Linked DNA regions of Homo sapiens: region 1 is linked to region 2. Evidence: chromatin loops called from intact Hi-C (ENCODE). Cell type or tissue: MCF 10A. All regions are shown on one strand. Each heading gives the region's core, and the rest is flanking DNA. Links, peaks and the distances in the headings are about the cores only. Region 1 has its middle 110 kb from the start of LINC01808. Region 2 overlaps LOC124905977.

Evidence for each region. Peaks named below come from ENCODE experiments on the same cell type or tissue, not always from the same donor. Only the 100,000 strongest peaks of a DNase experiment are listed, where the experiment ranks them.
Region 1: it touches region 2 in a loop (5-fold over the local background); 1 of 110 quality-filtered maps calls a loop at or near these places.

The regions. Positions count from the first base shown.
Region 1 is chr2:19,574,238-19,579,624 of GRCh38, reverse strand. No RefSeq gene overlaps it. Among named protein-coding and RNA genes, the nearest start is that of LINC01808, 110 kb to the right of the region's middle. RefSeq lists an enhancer at 3,168-5,271. In MCF 10A, for the core only: no CTCF peak of the experiment used is centred there; a DNase peak (open chromatin) is centred at 3,014.
Region 2 is chr2:19,647,084-19,652,470 of GRCh38, reverse strand. The region is part of intron 2 of LOC124905977; the gene reads left to right. Among named protein-coding and RNA genes, the nearest start is that of LINC01808, 180 kb to the right of the region's middle. In MCF 10A, for the core only: no CTCF peak of the experiment used is centred there; DNase peaks (open chromatin) are centred at 2,490 and 3,670.

The DNA.
Region 1 (5,387 bases), core at 137-5,136, 73 kb after region 2:
TCAAGGTCATGCAATGTGTGATCCTGGATAAGATCCAGGAAAAAAAAGTTCTAAAAAAAACCAAACCCACAAAACTTTTGCTATCCAGGATGCTGGTGAGATATTTTGCAAAATGTGGCTATAATCTGTAGACTAGACAATAGTACTGTATCAAGGTTAATTTCTGATTTTAATAATTATACTGTGGTCGTGCAAGAGAATGTCCTTGTTTTAGGAAATATACAGAGATATTTAGACATTAAGGGGCATCATGTCTGCAACTCTCAAAGGATTCAGAAAAATGTAAATATGCGTGTTTGTCTAGAGAAAGAGAGAATGATAAAGTAAATGTGCTAAAGTATTAACATTTGGAGAATCTAGGAAAAATTATATAAAAATTCTTTGTATTATTTTTGTAAATTTTTTTGTAAGTATGATAAAGATATTGAAATACATGTGTATATGTATATATTCCTGCATGGATGAGAAGCAATATAGCACAGTGGTGAGGCACGCAGGCCTTGGAGCCAGACTTCCTAGGTTCAAATCCTGGCTGGACCACTTGGGAACTGTGTTACTTTTTACTTAAGCTCTCTGAGCCTGAATGATGTTGGATGATACTGGTGCATACACTGGCTGCTTGTAAAAATTAAATGAGTTAAAGCCTGTGACAAGCTTAAAAAAGTGCAAACATGTGGCAAGTATGCAATACATGCCAGCTCTTATTACACAATATAGAGCCTTTGATAATTATTAACAATCATTTAGTTATAAGACATATGGTATATACATATTTGTTGACCTACTGTGCTATCTTTTCAAATAATTTACATATTTAATTTTACAACCTTCACTTAAAGTATAATAGCAAGAAATATCTTCTCCATTATATAGATGTGTAAACTAAGGCCAAGAAAGTTTATGAAACTTACCTAAGAACCCCCATAGCTGATAATTGGCACAACTTGGAGCTGATTTCAGGTGTCCTGACAATTAATCTGAGAGGCCATTCTTCTCTGCAGGTGTGGCCAATATCACTGTTCTCATTTGCCATCTTTTAAACTCTGAGTGAGAAATGTCCTGGGAGAAAGTGGCTTCAAGGGGCCTTCCATCACGCATGTTGTTATCTGCTTATCCATTGTCAAAAGCTGCAGTTATGGCGAGGGAGGGCGAAGGGAGCATGGATTCTCCCAGTGATTACTGACTGGTTCCTTGAATCAGATCCAGAAAGAATTGGTTAGTCCCTGATTCTGAGGATGAAAAGCATCCCTGGCAGGGAAACTCTAAGGCTGCCTTCTGAGGAGCCTTAGAATACAACATCAGGGCATCTTTATAGAAATGTTATATGCTCTATGTCACAGTACATGATTGTACAAATTATAGTAAACACGTAGGCATTCTGGAAACTGTGGATTCTGTTTGGAAGGAGGCTTAAAGTCCCCTTAGACTTAAATAACCATCTTTCAAAACAACAACAACAAAAGCAGAAAGCAACAAGAGTTTTCTGAGAAACAGCTTTCATCTGGACTTCAGAAGGCCAAGAAACTGGATTCCTGCCTCCCTGGGTCTCATGATCTTCAGTGGGGCCTCGACCAGACAGATGTTATTACTATAAACCAATCTCTGGCAACCTCAGATGGAAAGGGAAGCACCTCTCAATTTGTCAGGGGTAATAACTTCCCTGCATTTACTTACTGCTTTATAATTTGCACAGCTTTCTATTAGACATTTCCATTGATTCGCTCAACAAGTATGTTTGCTGGGTGGGGGAGAGGCTGTGATTCCTCTTGAATAGATGACAAAACCACGGGCTAGTAGAGGCTAAACAAATAATTCATGAGCCAGTATTAGAAGGTGGGATCCCTGAGTCTGGAACCAATGCTACTTACTGACATGGTCTCTTTAGTCCTTACTTTCCTATTTTGGAGGTTATTTTATTTTATTTTGACATTGCTACTTATGCATTATCCATATGTTTATTTACCAGTATTTATTCATTCCAGCCTGCATCATCCTGCCATCCTTTCAGGCATTTTTGGGTTATCTCATCAGTTTTAAGTCTGGAAGCGCTCAGAGGATGTGGAAAACCTCAACTAGTTGCTTAAAAAGAAGGAAAATTGTGAGAATAAATCTGCTGCCAATATGATCACAAAATGCATGATAAACCAACAGAAATGGTTCTGAAGGTTAACTCTTAGTTTAAGTTTTCTGGAGTAAAGTCATCTCCATCTGCATGACTAATTGAGAGCTGGAAATGTTTTCGTTTGTTCAATCATGGTGAGCATCAACTATGGTCCAGATGCTAAGTTCTTCCTTCTTTCCTCATCTAGGTGAGAGGCTGCATGTTTTTAAGCCCAGCAGTCTTAGTTATGGAGGTTATAGACTTGAATTCTAGCCCTTTTGTCACCAAGACCTTTTAACATCTGTGTTGCAGTGGGACCAATCTAATACTTGCACCTCCTACCTTACTGTGACAAGAAAATAAAATGTTGTCAAAAGCCTTTTGCAGATTTCAGAGTGTTCCTCAAATGTAAGATGGTATTTCAGTAATGATAATGCCAAAGATAATGAAAATTGCTTGTGGGAATTGCTACTTCTCTCATGCTTCCTAAGTTTTGCATAGATGAGAAGAATACGTGCAATGAATAGAATAGTAAATGTCATTTATATAACTATGTGAAGGAATGAATTGAACAGAACTGTAAATTACCTTTTCATAGTATTTCTATTGAATCAAAAAGTTTACTAGCATAAACATTTCCTTAGCAGGTACTAAAATTAAAGGCCTTTATATAGAAAGCCTTTCACTTCTATCCATCCTTTAAAACTTGGCTCAGCTGTCACCTTCTCCAGGGAGCCTTCTGGGACTCACTCCTCCTTCTTAAGCTGGCTGGATAAAATGGCCTTTCTCTGCTGCTATAATATGTGGGCTTATTTCTACTTCTTGTCTGATGTTGTAATTACCTGCGTGTGTGCTCTCTCACCCTCTAGATTGTCTTATTCATCATTGCATCCTGAATGTCCAGTGCAATTCCTGGCGTGTTATTTTTGCCTTAGGAAATGTTTCCTGAATGCATGGCCAAACATTTACCAGTTCAAACAAGGCTTGGCTTGTAAACACAATGGAGAATGAGGTCAAGGAAATGTGGTTCACTTTTGCCATAAAGTGCTTACATATTGCACTCTCTACCACGGTGCTTCATGATTTTTTCAACCTCTTATGTGATTATCCCCCCAAAAAACCCCATGGGCTAGAAAAAGCTATAATGACTTTAGTAGTTTGAATGGTTTAATATTTTCTTAAATCAAGTGTGGCTTATTTTCATCGTAAGAAAAAAAGACAGGAAGAATCAGAAGATGTAAGGCAGGAAGAATCAGAAGATGGTCCCTTCCCCCAGAAAGTTTTCAAAAATCCTGCCTGGCCTTTGGGAGTTCCCATGAGAGTATGGAACATAAGGAATCACTATGATATAGGCATATTTGAACATTTTTAAAAAGATTAAACATGATATAGTACTGGAACTGAGCATGGGAGATTGAAGTCCTGGATTTTATGCTTTCCCTTGCTACAGGGGATGGAAAGAATATTGTTTCTCCTTAAAATGATTTATTTAAATGGGTAGGTTAGAATTCTACTTAAAACCTAGTGTCTGAATGCACCTGTTTAAGTCAGCTTCTTGTTCTCCCAGGTATTTAGGCATTGAATTTTCCCCATTAGGAGAGTGATTGACACTGTGGCCCTTACAATAACACATGATTATAACTCTGCAAATGGCAATTACATTCAATGGAAACCAGATGTTGCATGGAATTTGACTCTCTTGGTTTCTTGGTGAAGTAGATGAATTTGTAAAGTAGAAAACCACAATCATTACTCAGATGGACTGTACATGAATTAATGACATAATATCTAAATCATATATGGCTGAAAATAATGATTAACTTAAACTATCAAGATAAGCTAATGAAAAACAGACTCTTAAAAAATTAAAGATGTGTTTTCTTCAATACATATTTTATCCATGTACTAATAACAAAACCAGACTTATTTTTATGTCTCTTCAGTCTCAAGGAAGAAAAAAATATTTAAAAAGAAGCTCTTTTCGGCAGTTAACATTAGGGAGAAAGTGAACAACTATGATAGTTTTTCTTGGCTCGTGAATTTTTGGAGCGTCTGAAATCAATCTTTTAAAATTATATTGTTGTTAAGGACAGCCAGCAGTGTTTTATGCTGAATGACACAGAGACAGTATATTTTTAAGGACACATTTGGCATGCAAAATATCAGCTTGATATGCCTGCATAATGCATAACCTCTCAAATACAAGTTCTTTTCCTCTCCCCATGTCTCTCCAGAGCCTGTGCGCAAATGTGTGTGCACACACATGCATACACACACACACACACACAGACACTATGACTGCTCAGGTCAGGAAGGCAAATCAGTGTTCCACACAAATCCACACTGTCCCTTGAAAAGCTCAGCCTTTAGTTAGCAACCTCCTGAGTGGTTAAGTTTGCAAACCTTGGCCCATCATTTCCACTGTCATGAATTCTCAATGACATCATCACTGTAAAATTAGGAACTCTCTTTCTTTTCCTGCAGATGTGAAACTTTGACATTGCATTCCATGGGCCCGTGCCACATTTCATCAGCGTTTTTCCTTTGCTTTCTCCAAAGCCTGTGGCCGCATGTGGCGCATAGATTGCCAGTGCTATTTGGGATCTCATATCAAATGCTGCTACCTAATCCCAGGCGGCCTTCCACAGCCCACACCTGCAGCTCATTGAATCCTCCTGGAGTACAAAGGGCTGATTTACAGCATGAAGGATCCAGGCACTGGTTGCAGCTGGGGCTCCAGCAGGAAAAGGAAGTTGTTCATCATCTTGTGTGCATTTCATTAACAATAGTGTACCCGATATGTGGCTTATAGAATAATTTCAAATCACTGACAGAGAGCATTATGGCATTTGGCACTACTAGGAAAAATACTTCAGGATGGGCAAATTAAACCTGAGCGTGAGGTTTCTATGCGACCCTCTGGAACGGTGTGCGCTGATTTACACGAGGTGGGTTGACCTTGTGATATTTTCTGATTCCTTGGGCATTTTCCCATTTCTCATTTCTTTCCTTTTGTCTTTGAAGCAGCCCTGGGGTAGAATCAGAATATCCTTAGCTTTCTGTTCTTTTCATGTATTAACAACCAAGAGCTCAGAGTAACCTGTGCTAAGCATGCTGTTTAGAAACTAACCACTTGAGGAAATGGCTGTGTAGCTGGTGAGATGGGAGCTCCACAGCTGAATGTGACAAAGAGTGTGTCCCTTTCTCCTTTGAGTTTTCATGGCTGTACCTGTGAGTGAGTCCCAGTCAGACACCGAGATCCCAGGGCTGGCTCACCAGCACTCTG
Region 2 (5,387 bases), core at 255-5,254:
GAATGTAGCCTCTCTGCGAGTTAGGGGTGTGTGCGTGTGTGTGCATTTGTGCATATGCGCGCATGCACGCATATGCTTATGAGGAGAGACAGTGGTAGCAAGGTGACAGCAGAGATGAGGCATGACAGGTAGAAAGGGTTCCTAAATCAGAGTAAGAGGACTGTGTTCAAAGCAATGGCTCTGTCATGTCCTGGCAATGTGTACTTGGGCCAGTCACTGTGCTCTCTGAATGTGAGATTTCTTTGCTAGAAAAATGGATAATAATCCCTTCCCTGCTTACCGTCTTCCCAGGGCTGTTAGGATGACAAAGGAGAGGACGTATATGCAACATCATCCCATAGACTATAAATCAATAAACAAAATGGTGTGTGTGTGTTGGAGGGGGTGGGATATTATACACTCATAGGAAATCAGTAACAGCTTTAGAGCTCACCAGGCCCAATCCTCTGATTTTAGATAAGTTCAGAAAAGTTGAGAGGCTTGCTAAGGACATACAACATTAGGCTGATGACATAAGTGGTTAGATACAAAATAAGATGGAACTCATATGTATTTGGAAATTTAAAGAAATATTCAGAAAAATAACTCTATCTACTCTTAAAACAAGACTCCACCACCACCATGGAGCTGCTTTTTAGCTTTGTTTTGTTTTCATCACAGCTGTGGATGTTTCTGTCAACATTATTCCAAACTAATGTTCGGTTTGGATTTCTAACTGCCATAAAATCTCTCAACAAAGACACCACGTTCCTCTTTGTGGATTCCTTGGTTTCTTCCCTGACCACGCTGTTACTCTGTGACCTAGGAAAATGAGCCAGGGCGGGAGAGCAAGGGATTCACCAAGAAATGCTCACATTGGAGAATGATCCTGACCTCTGGATCATAAAGTGTGGATCATTGGCAAATTGCTTAAGATAACACTGTGGCAGGGAAAGTAATGTTCAGTTTAAAAAAAAAACTGGCATCAATTCTCTGAGGGAGAGAATTGTCTTTTGTTCTGCTAAATACTTTGATTACTTTTTGGAGTGTGGAAGGTGAGCTTCCCCCCAGGACATGGCTTAACTGAGCTAGACTGGATATGGCTTCCAATCTTGGCTGTGCATTAGAATCATCTGAGCTTTGAAAAAAATATGCATGCATGTACCCCACCTTTAGAGCCTCTGATGTGATTGGTCTATGCATGGGTATCTAAAAAAAAATTCCCCAGGAGATGTGATTCCCCTAGGCCAGAACCAAACAAGAGGGGCAGGGAGAAGAGTGACAGAAGTGGAGGGGCTGATGCTTGATGGGATACAAGAGAAGGAAAACGAATTCAATCTGGGTGGCAGTGGGTTGGGGCTCTTTGCAAAGAGATGGCAGTGAGGAGTTTTTAACAAGCAAGGGGTGTTAAAAAAGGAGTCACTGGCATTTAATTTTAGGTTGGTTGTTGTGATGCAGTGTAACCCCACCCTATACCTTCAAATTCCCATGGAAAGTCTCTACCTGCCAAGGCTAGTGTCCGTAGTACTGCGGGGAACGTGCAAAAACTAAGGCAGGCTCCAGTGATGGGCCGAGAAATTCCGACACCTGCAGAAGATGAAACTGGAGCAGGGTTAAGAATTCAGGAAGAATGGGAAATTGGAGCTAGAGGGAACTGGGACAAATAGAACCACCCTAAGAATCTTCTGATATATTGCCAGAGATGCTGGGGCTCCTACTGTTGGTGGGCAAAGCATTGAAGGTGATTTTATTTTAGTCTGAATACATAGCCACCAAGAACATGAACACTTACAAAGAGCTGAGACTTAAGCCAAGGAATAAGAAATAATTCACCATCTTCCACTCCATCCACCTTTCACACTCCACATGTGGAATATTTTATAGCTATCACAGCTCATTTGCATTCTTCTTGTTTTGAGCCTTCCAACAGGCCTCAGAGGTGGGTGAGGAGGGAATTTGTCACATTTCATTGGTGAGAAAAGGTAGTCATCAGTAGCTGGAAACTTGTGTACAGCGAGTTACAGCAGTGGTGGAGCTGTGGCTCCTGGCCTGAGCTTAGTGATCGCCCCGCCATTCCAGGCTGACGTTGGTTTTTCTGACCACCTCAGCCCTGGAGGGAGATCTTCTAAGACTCTCTAACAATGTGAGTTCCATATTCAACCATTATTTAATCTCTTCTCGTTCTTCCATTTTTCGTCTCCCCTCTCTTTCTTTTCTCTCCTGTTTCCCTTCTCCATCCCTCCTCCCCACTTCCCCAGTTCCCCATCTCCTCATCCTCCTCGGCCACTGCTTCTTTAGCATTTACAGGCCCGTGCTTTCACTGGATGGATCTCCCCCCAGAGCAGTAGCTTCACATATGAAGTACGTACAAAAATGTTTTCTAGTCCTTCTTCATTATTTGGTCTTCTGTGTTTCTTTATCCCGTTCCAGGATGAGTCAAATGTTCTTACCAGCATGTATTGCAGAATCACCGAGCCTGGAATTGGAAAGCACTTGCCCTCCCTATCTGTAAGGAACTTCCTGGGCTTGCTCACCATCACCACAAATTGTTGATGTAACACTCATTCTCGGCAGATACTGAGTACTAAATATGCTAACTGGTTTCAGCTGACCTTTGCTCTAGATTCAAAAGAAAGGAATGGTGACCCATTTTTCCCACATGGAAGTAAATAGCTGAGTGTATTTTATGCCCAGGTGTTTGCCATATAGCTTGATAGAAAACCATGTCCTGGAAAACTATAAGCCAATCTAACTTATAGAAATAAACGGAGTGAGAATCATTATTTTTTATTGGTACCACTTAATGTAAAGAAAATGCACATTTTCCAAAAATATGGAAAAAACATTGCGTTTGCCTTATTGGGTCCAAATGTTAGGTTTAAATTATTTTACTATGCAAAGTTTCTTTCATATCTTGGCAGTAGTGATTTCCATTTTTATTCCTTTGGTATCCATAATCTTATGAGAATCAAAAACATATGCTTTGAGATCACTGGATAGCTCCTCCTCCAACATGTAAAAAAATGCATGGGGAAGGTTATTGCTCTGGTAGCAAAAATACCAGGAACGCTATGGGAGAAAATTATGAGGACATCTAGGCTGGATGGGAAAGAGGTTCAAAGGTGCATTCTGGTTTTCATGCTTTTGATTTGCAAGTCATTAGACTGGAAGAGCCTCTGCCTCCTGCTGACTGCCACTAGGAATGAAATTTTTTCTTGCCTATTAGGGGATGCTTATTCAATGACTCCAGGTTTGTAGTATGTGAGGAGAATGAGAGGACTGGATTCTCCAGTGCTTCTTGAGATGGGGCACTTGTTGTCTGGAGGACTGGGCTAAAAGTAGATGGACTTCTGGCATTCCTTTGTCTGCAGGAGGAGGGGGCATTTGGCAGAGTAGGAGATGTATCATGGGGGTTTCAATCTCAGGAATTTTAGGCTCACAGAGATCAGGATAAGTCAATAAAAAGATTGAGTGCTTTACGTTCTTGCCTGAAAAAGTAATTATTAGAGAACAAATTTTGAGAACAGTCAGATATTAAGGGAAGGGAAGGTGAGAAGGTATGTGGAGAAGAAGAGAAAGGGCAGATGGAGGCTCAGCATCCCCCAGGGGTAGGATGTCAAGGGTTCGTGTTGGCCTTGCCCATGCACTGGGCTGTAGTCCAGCTGTTATGTCAGCAGGTTACACAGTGCTTCAGGGATCCTCACTCAGCCAGCCTCATTTTGCAATGTTTTAAATCCTTTTACTGGGAAGTGATGATTCAGTGCAATGTCATAGGGATCCCAGTGTAGGGTGGGAGCAAACTGACATGGTGCTACATTTCAGACCCTAGGTGTACCCAGAGAGATAAAAGATATGATTCTAATGCTATCAGTTTGAGTTTTGTCTGCCTCCAGAACAGAATGTACCATCTGTAGAGGTGACTGGACTTAGACTCAGAGCTGGGCAAACTTTAAGGCCTCTATACAACAAGCATGGTGGTCGAACACCTGTAAAGAAGTGGCTTCGGTCGGGCGCGGTGGCTCACGCCTGTAATCCCAGCACTTTGGGAGGCCGAAGCAGGCGGATCACAAGGTCAGGAGATCGACACTGTCCTGGCTAATGTGGTGAAACCCCGTCTCTACTAAAAATATAAAAAATTAGCCGGGCATGGTGGCAGGCACCTGTAATCCCAGCTACTTGGGAGGCTGAGGCAGGACAATCGCTTGAACTCAGGAGGTGGAGGTTGCAGTGAGCTGAGATTGCACCACTGCACTCCAGCCTGGGTGACAGAGCGAGACCAGGTCTCAAAAAAAAAAAAAAGAAGTGGCTTCATAGGCCTCACCTGTTGTTGGGGATGTAACTCGGAGGACTGAGCTGGCTCACAATTTTGCTTATTCCTTGTTCCAGGAGTAGCCCACGAGAGCCCTAAAAGCATTGGATTCAGAGCAAAGGGCTCAACTAGAGTTTTTGGATCCCATTGATTTTAGTGGGTTCATAAACTCTATTTGTGGAATATTATACACAGATCTGTGTATTCCGGAGATACAGAACTTTCATAAAATGCCATACACATTTTTGACTCCAAAAAAAAAAAAAGGCTAAAAATCTCTAAAATGGGGAATTCTCTACTTTTGGTGAAAATGGAGTAGTGATTACTATTAGTTAGAATCTTGTTTTTCTCAGAAGCCAGGGCTGGAGATGTTCCTCCAACTGTGCCTGCTTTTCCCATTCTGTCTTTCTCTCATCCCCCACTGCAGAGTTGGTGGCACCGGGACCTGAAGTCTTCTATCTCTTTTCCTTCATGTGCTACTCTCACTTCCCTAGCCAGGATGTGGGGTTGGTAAAAACAGGTCCCTTCTACCTGACGCTTGTAACTCGAGGCCCAGCCCTGAAGATCTGAGTTCTGGAGACTAGAGTTTCATGGCGATTGTTAAGGTGATTGTTGCAGGATTTTCAATGCCCTTCAAATCTGCTGCTCCTTCTCTTTCTGATTCAAACCCAGGGACTGTCCAGTGCAATGGCTCCAGACAATAGGAGCCTGTGATTTTGTTTCTCCAGTGATATTTGCTGATAGTTTCTGTGGTCTGCAGGTCTCTTTTGATGGGTAAGTGAGCTTACTTTTCAGTATGATATGGAACCCAAATCAGGCATTTAAGACTACATCTGATATATGGCTGACCTGTCCAGCCTAAGGTCTCTCCTCCCCTGTCTCAATTTCCCTCCAGGCCAAGCCTCTAATGTTTCCCAAAACACCCAGGACCACATCATTCCCTTGCCTCCTTTGTACCTGCTGTTTGTCTTGTCTGGGCTGTGGCCTTGCTCTGTGTACACAGCCAGATGCCCCACATTTTCTCTGTCCTTGAGTTTATGATTAGTGAACAAGTATCTTAATCCACAGGCCATTCTTGCCCGTATTTCTGCAACTCATA